Linked DNA regions of Homo sapiens: region 1 is linked to region 2. A link is an interaction called in ENCODE POLR2A ChIA-PET data of the cell type or tissue named here. Cell type or tissue: B cell. All regions are shown on one strand. Links, peaks and the distances in the headings refer to the core of each region. The heading gives the core; the rest is flanking DNA. Region 1 overlaps EPS15-AS1 (EPS15 antisense RNA 1). Region 2 overlaps EPS15 (epidermal growth factor receptor pathway substrate 15).

Region 1 (2,925 bases), core at 267-2,766, 120 kb after region 2:
TCCTGCAGAATCGTGAGCCAATTAAGCCTCGTTTCTTTATAAATTACCCCGTCTCAGGCATTTCTCTTTTTCTTTTCTTTTTTTTTTTTTTTTTTTTGACGAAGTCTTGCTCTGGCCCAGGCTGGAATGCAGTGGCATGATCTCGGCTCACTGCAACCAACGCCTCTGGTTCAAGCGTGCCACCACGCCCGGCTAATTCTTTGTATTTTTAGTAGAGACAGGGTTTCATCGTGTTAGCCAGGATGGTCTCCGTCTCCTGACCTCGTGATCCACCCACCTAGGCCTCCCAAAGTGCTGGGATTACAGGCGTGAGCCACCACTCCCGGCCCTAGTCTCAGGCATTTCTTTATAGCAATGCAAGAATGGCGTAATACATTGTCTTTTCTCTGAAAGAAGAAAGAAAAAGTGCTATGTAGAAAAAATGTGTGTAATAACCATAGCTACTGTTTAGAACTGTATGTCAGGCATTGTGCTGAGTACTTTCATGCATCATCTCATTGCATTCTCTTAACAGCCCTGTGATGAATGTCCTGTTTTTTCCTCATTCAAAAGATAGAGAAACAGAAGCTCAGAATCTTGCCCAAAAGCCCAGTTGTAAGTAAGTGGGTAAGCCAGGCTCAGACCCGGTTCTAGGTAACACCAAAATCTGTACTTTTAACTTCTTTATATGACTTCCCATGAAATCACGTGTGAGAAAAGCCCTTTATAACCCGAAAAGTGTGCCACAAATTTAAGAGTCAATCATAGCACTTCACGGTCTGTAATTAATAGTTTGTGTATAATTTGAGTAATGTCTGTCTTCCCTACCAGACTAGTAAAATCTATAACTATTCTGCTGACCGTTGTGTGCCAGTATTTAGCACAGAGTAATAACGAAAAATATTTGTGAATAACTGAATGGATGCATGATCATGTCTTTTGCCTAAGCCATAAGATTCTTAGCCTTACTAATGGATTGACTCTTTTATTCTCCATTTGACAAATGTTAATTGATTCTAAAAAGCTTGTAGAAATAGTTGTATAACTTTGGCCTTGAACTTTATGGTAGAAGAGGTTAGAATAGAACTCAAAACTTCTCAGTGCTAATTATTTTTCTGGGTGAACAGTATCAATACAAATGAAACCTGACACAATTTAGGGTGTCTCAAAACAAGGAGGCTCTCTTTTTGTTAGGAGAATAATATCATATGATTAATGAAGTCCCTTTAACTTTTCACATTTTTTCTCTTAACATCATAACATCATGAAAGGCTCAAGCCAGAATGACCCTTTAGTGGTCATTTAATCTGACTTCCTCATATTAGAGGTAGGGAAACTGAAACCCAGAGAAGGAAGTGACTTGCCCATGCACACAGACTTGTCAGTTACAGATCTGAGACTAGAACCCAGTTCTTCTGCACCCTTGTTTTGGGCTCATTAATTCCTTTCTTCAAGAAACGCTTATTGAGCATCACTCTGTGCCAGGTATCAGGTGCACAGAAATGAGAATCTGACAAAGTCCTTTCAGGGACCTGTGAGCTTTAGGGAGTTCATAATCTGGTGAAAGAGACGGATAAGTAAACAAACAGTAAACAAGTAAACAGACAAGTCAAACAACAGTGTGGTAAGGGTAGTGATAGAAAGCACAGGGCAATAAAATTCAGAAAAACACTGACTGCTCCTCAGGGTCAAGGCAGACTTCAGAGAAGGCATGCCTGAATGTCACATGAACTTATCTCTGTATCTGTACTTCCCAGAGTGTCTGGCTTGTGATGTAGCTCAAATCAAAAGACCTGGCTAGGGACTCGTTTCTGCCACCACCTTCAGCAGAATTTTTTTTTTTTTTTTTTTAGATGGATTCTCACTCTGTTGCCCAGGCTGGAGTGCAGTGGTCCAATTTCAGCTCACTGCAGCCTCTTCAGCAGAATCTTGACCCTCTCTGAGATTCAGTTTTTTCATCTGTAGAAATGGGGACCTAAGGTACAGAGTTTCTTCTGGGAGAATTAAGTGAAACTGCATGCAACACCATGTTAGGCACACTAGAAGTGATCAATAAATACTACTTGAGTATTTGTGTGCATATGTAATCTGTGCGTATGTGTATATGTATACAAAGATATACATAGGTAAAGAGATGTAAATATTTTTAGATTTGAAGGTAAAAGTTGTGCTTTCTGGGCACCTAGTCCTTAGCCTCAGACAGATTAGATCCATTAGAAATGCTTATTTAGATAAAAATATGTATTTGCTGCCTTTATTCCACATAATCAGATTGTATTCTTCAAAAGAGAATTTGCTAGATACGTTAAAGCTTATCTCTTCAGGTGCCAACATGTTGTCTACATTTTCAATGAGAAATTTTTCTAGACATAATAAAAGACCCTGACCTCTAATATATAGAATCCTAAACAAAATTTGTACTTTCCCAGAAGTTTGAGACCAGCCTGGGCAATATGGCAAAACCTCGTCTCTACAAAAAATAGAAAAATTAGCCAGGCATGGTGGTGCATGCCTGTAGTCCCAGCTACCTTGAGGTGGGAGGGTCACCTGAGCCCAGAGAGGTCAAGGCTGCAGTGAGCCATGATTGTGCCACTGCACTCCAGCCTGGGCGACAGAGTGAGACTCTGTCTCAAAATAATAATAATAATAATAATAATAATAATAATTTAAACGTTCTTGAAGACTCAAGGCCTGTTTTAGGCTGTAATGTACAGCAGAGGTTTGGGTCTGGTTTTGTAGTGTTTCTGTCTCCACCGTCCTTGTTCTGCTGTGAGCACTCACTTCTCTCTGAGATCCATGTTTGCCTCTAGCAATCCAACTGATTCTCATGAGACCAGTAGACCTACATCCCTGCTTACCTGACTGCCAATTTACCTGCCTACTGCCTTTTCTTTCTTTCTGCCTGCCAGTCTACCTGTATGTCTGCCACACAGACCATAATAATTC
Region 2 (2,925 bases), core at 301-2,800:
TGAACCTGGGAGGTGGAGGTTGCGGTGAGCCGAAATCACACTACCATACTCCAGCCTGGGTGACAGACTCTCAAAAAAAAAAGAAAAGAAAGAAAAAGAAAAATTTGCTCCTTTTACAAAATGTCGCCTTAATGCTCCATCAGAGACTTTCTACAAAGCCAAATGGGCCAGAAGTTAAACTCGGAAATATATTTCCAATATCCTTACAATCTAGTCAGATAATTCATCCATGAGTAAACAGAATACTGATACACAATCACAGATATTTTAAAAATCCAGATTTGAGGGGGTAGATATGATTTTTTAAATCTATTTTTGTGTATGTACATACATATATACATTATACATTCCACGTACACAAAACTCTCTGAAGTCATTTTAGTTGTGGCCAGAATACCCATGGTCATGCCAAGGCCTAACTTTTACAAATTTACTTTTAAAAAAAAAAAACCAAAAAACTAAAAGATATTCTAGATTCTGGATTTTTAATTAAACTACTGGGCTTCTGAGAATATGAACAAGCATTTACATTTGAAAAGAAACAAGGGCCATTCATCAAAGGTTCACATGGCAACAGAAGTTATACAGGTTAGAATCTTTAACTTCATTTATTCTAACTAAAAAGATAAACCAACCAAAAATCTCATTTATGCTATAAAATAAAAGAAACGGGTTAAGAATTTTAAAAGTAAGTCTAAACATAAAGACTCAAGTTCAAGCAAGTTTTGGTTAATTACTAAGTTACTCTTTTAAAAAATCTATACTGAAATTCAACACCCCAAGTTAGAGTCCTCTCTTTAACTTCATTTTCATTTTTTCCCATTCAAAAAAATAAACACAAAGCAGACACGGGGTCTTTAAAACAAACAAACAAAAAGCATTTAACCCAAGGGGAAATGGGCAAGAATTTTAAAGGTAAGTCTTGAACAAAAAGATTCCTATGTTCAAGTCAGTTTTGATTATCTAGTAAAATAAGACCTAAACTTGTATTATACTTCAACAAACCAAAATCCTGGCAGAGTATAAACTGCCATAGGCCAAAAGGACTGATCATATAAATAAGAACATTATATTTTATTATTTAGGAGGATAATTTAAAATGTTCAGATCTTAGCTACGTCACTACTGCAAAAGTATTTTTTAAATTACTTCAATTTTCAAGGAAGAATGATATCAGCTCTCAAAATTCAGTTTTGTAAAATATTGATGCTTGTAAATAAAAACAAATCAATGACTTGCAGCTGTAGTTACACAGGCTATCTTGCAGTAATTATAATTTTTAAAAAGAGTACAGATTATGTTGCTCTATTTATTAAAGTAAAAGGATAAAGAAAGATTTATCAGACAAATTCTAACCAAAAGAATACTAGTTATTAATATTGAACAAAACTGGAAGAAAAATACCAAAACCAAAAGAAATAAATTAACTGAGCAAAATCTAGAATTTGAGTCACAAAAAATGTTCTAAGGTCTTCTGGAATTAGAACATGAGGGGGGGCCAGGCACAGTGGCTCAAGCCTGTAATCCCAGCACTTTTGGAGGCCGAGGCGGGCAGATCACGAGGTCAGGAGATCAAGACCATCCTGGCAAACACAGTGAAACCCCGTCTCTACTAAAAATACAAAAAAAATTAGCCAGGCGTGGTGGCGGGCGCCTGTAGTCCCAGCTACTCAGGAGGCTGAGGCAGGAGAATGGCGTGAACCCAGGAGGCGGAGCTTGCAGTGAGCTGAGATCGCGCCACTGCACTCCAGCCTGGGCAACAAAGTGAGACTCCATCTCAAAAAAAATAAAAATTAAAACTAAAAAAAAGAACATGATGGGGAAGAAAATAAATAAAAATAATCTAAAGGACTCATTTTGCTAGAGTAATGGTTGAAAATCTTGTTTTCAACATAGGAGAAATAAGTACTAGTACAGGAAAAGGGGCACAAGGTGCGAATCCCCTACCCAAAATGCTTGGGACCAGAAGTGTTTTGGATTTTTTCGGATTTTGGAATATTATCTTTTTTTTTTTTTTTTTTTTTTTTTCCAGATTCTGGAATATTATCCTATCTTGGGGATGGGACCCAAGTCTAAACATGAAATTCATTTATGTTTCATATAAACTTTATACACATAATCTAAGATAATTTTATACAATCTTTTTAATAATTTTGTGCATGAAACAAAAGTTTTGACTGTAACTTATCACATGAGACCAGGAGTGGAATTTTCCACTTTGTGGGTCATGTCAGTACTCAAAAGTTTCAGATTTTGAAGCATTTCAAGTTTTGGATTTTCAGATTAGGGATGCTCAACCTGTATTAACTATATTAATGAAACAAGACATTATAACAAAATTTCCACATTAACTGGGAGGCGGGGTAAGGGAATGAATCACAAGTTGATAATAAGCAACAGTAAGAAACAGAGAAAATAAAAATGTAAAATAAATCGGTAAAGAAGGGAAAATCAAATCAATATAAGTGCTATTATCTTAAAAACTATCCAATTAGGTAAAGCATTAAAATACAGAAATCTGCCATTTTCAAGAGACATACACAACAAACATAAGAAATATCAGGTAATTCAAAAAAAGAGGGAACAGGAGAAGCAGTATTAAAATCACACAAGCTAGAGTTTAAAACTAGGAAAAAATTCTGAAGAATATGGATACAGGGAGAAAGCAAATGTGACAAAATGGTTAACAAGTAAATCTAGGAGAAGATAAAGGGGTGTCTACTATTTAAAACAAAATTCAAGGTAGTAATTTCCTACAAATGTATTTATTATTCAAAAATTATTTTTAATAAAGCTTTTTATTAAAAAAAAAAAAGGCCAGTTACCTGGGAATAGGCTCCAGGCATATAAGATAAATTGTGTTTATTCATTTACCTTAGCATGCACTACTGTTTATCAAATGATGACACTACTATTCCCCATCTA

What was found. Peaks named below come from ENCODE experiments on the same cell type or tissue, not always from the same donor. Only the 100,000 strongest peaks of a DNase experiment are listed, where the experiment ranks them.
Region 1: POLR2A ChIA-PET joins it to region 2 with 19 read pairs; 3 of 35 experiments call an interaction of 5 or more read pairs at or near these places.

Annotation. Positions count from the first base shown.
Region 1 is chr1:51,577,245-51,580,169 of GRCh38, forward strand. EPS15-AS1 (EPS15 antisense RNA 1) reads left to right here. Exons shown (of 5, transcript NR_183651.1): 4 at 515-594; 5 at 1,833-2,066. It also overlaps a transcript of OSBPL9 not described here and the pseudogene CALR4P. Among named protein-coding and RNA genes, the nearest start is that of OSBPL9, 38 kb to the right of the region's middle. In B cell, for the core only: no CTCF peak of the experiment used is centred there; a DNase peak (open chromatin) is centred at 1,287; H3K4me3 peaks cover 1 bases; H3K27ac peaks cover 1,445 bases.
Region 2 is chr1:51,455,508-51,458,432 of GRCh38, forward strand. All of the region lies in intron 8 of EPS15 (epidermal growth factor receptor pathway substrate 15), which reads right to left. Among named protein-coding and RNA genes, the nearest start is that of EPS15-AS1, 61 kb to the right of the region's middle. In B cell, for the core only: no CTCF peak of the experiment used is centred there; no DNase peak of the experiment used is centred there.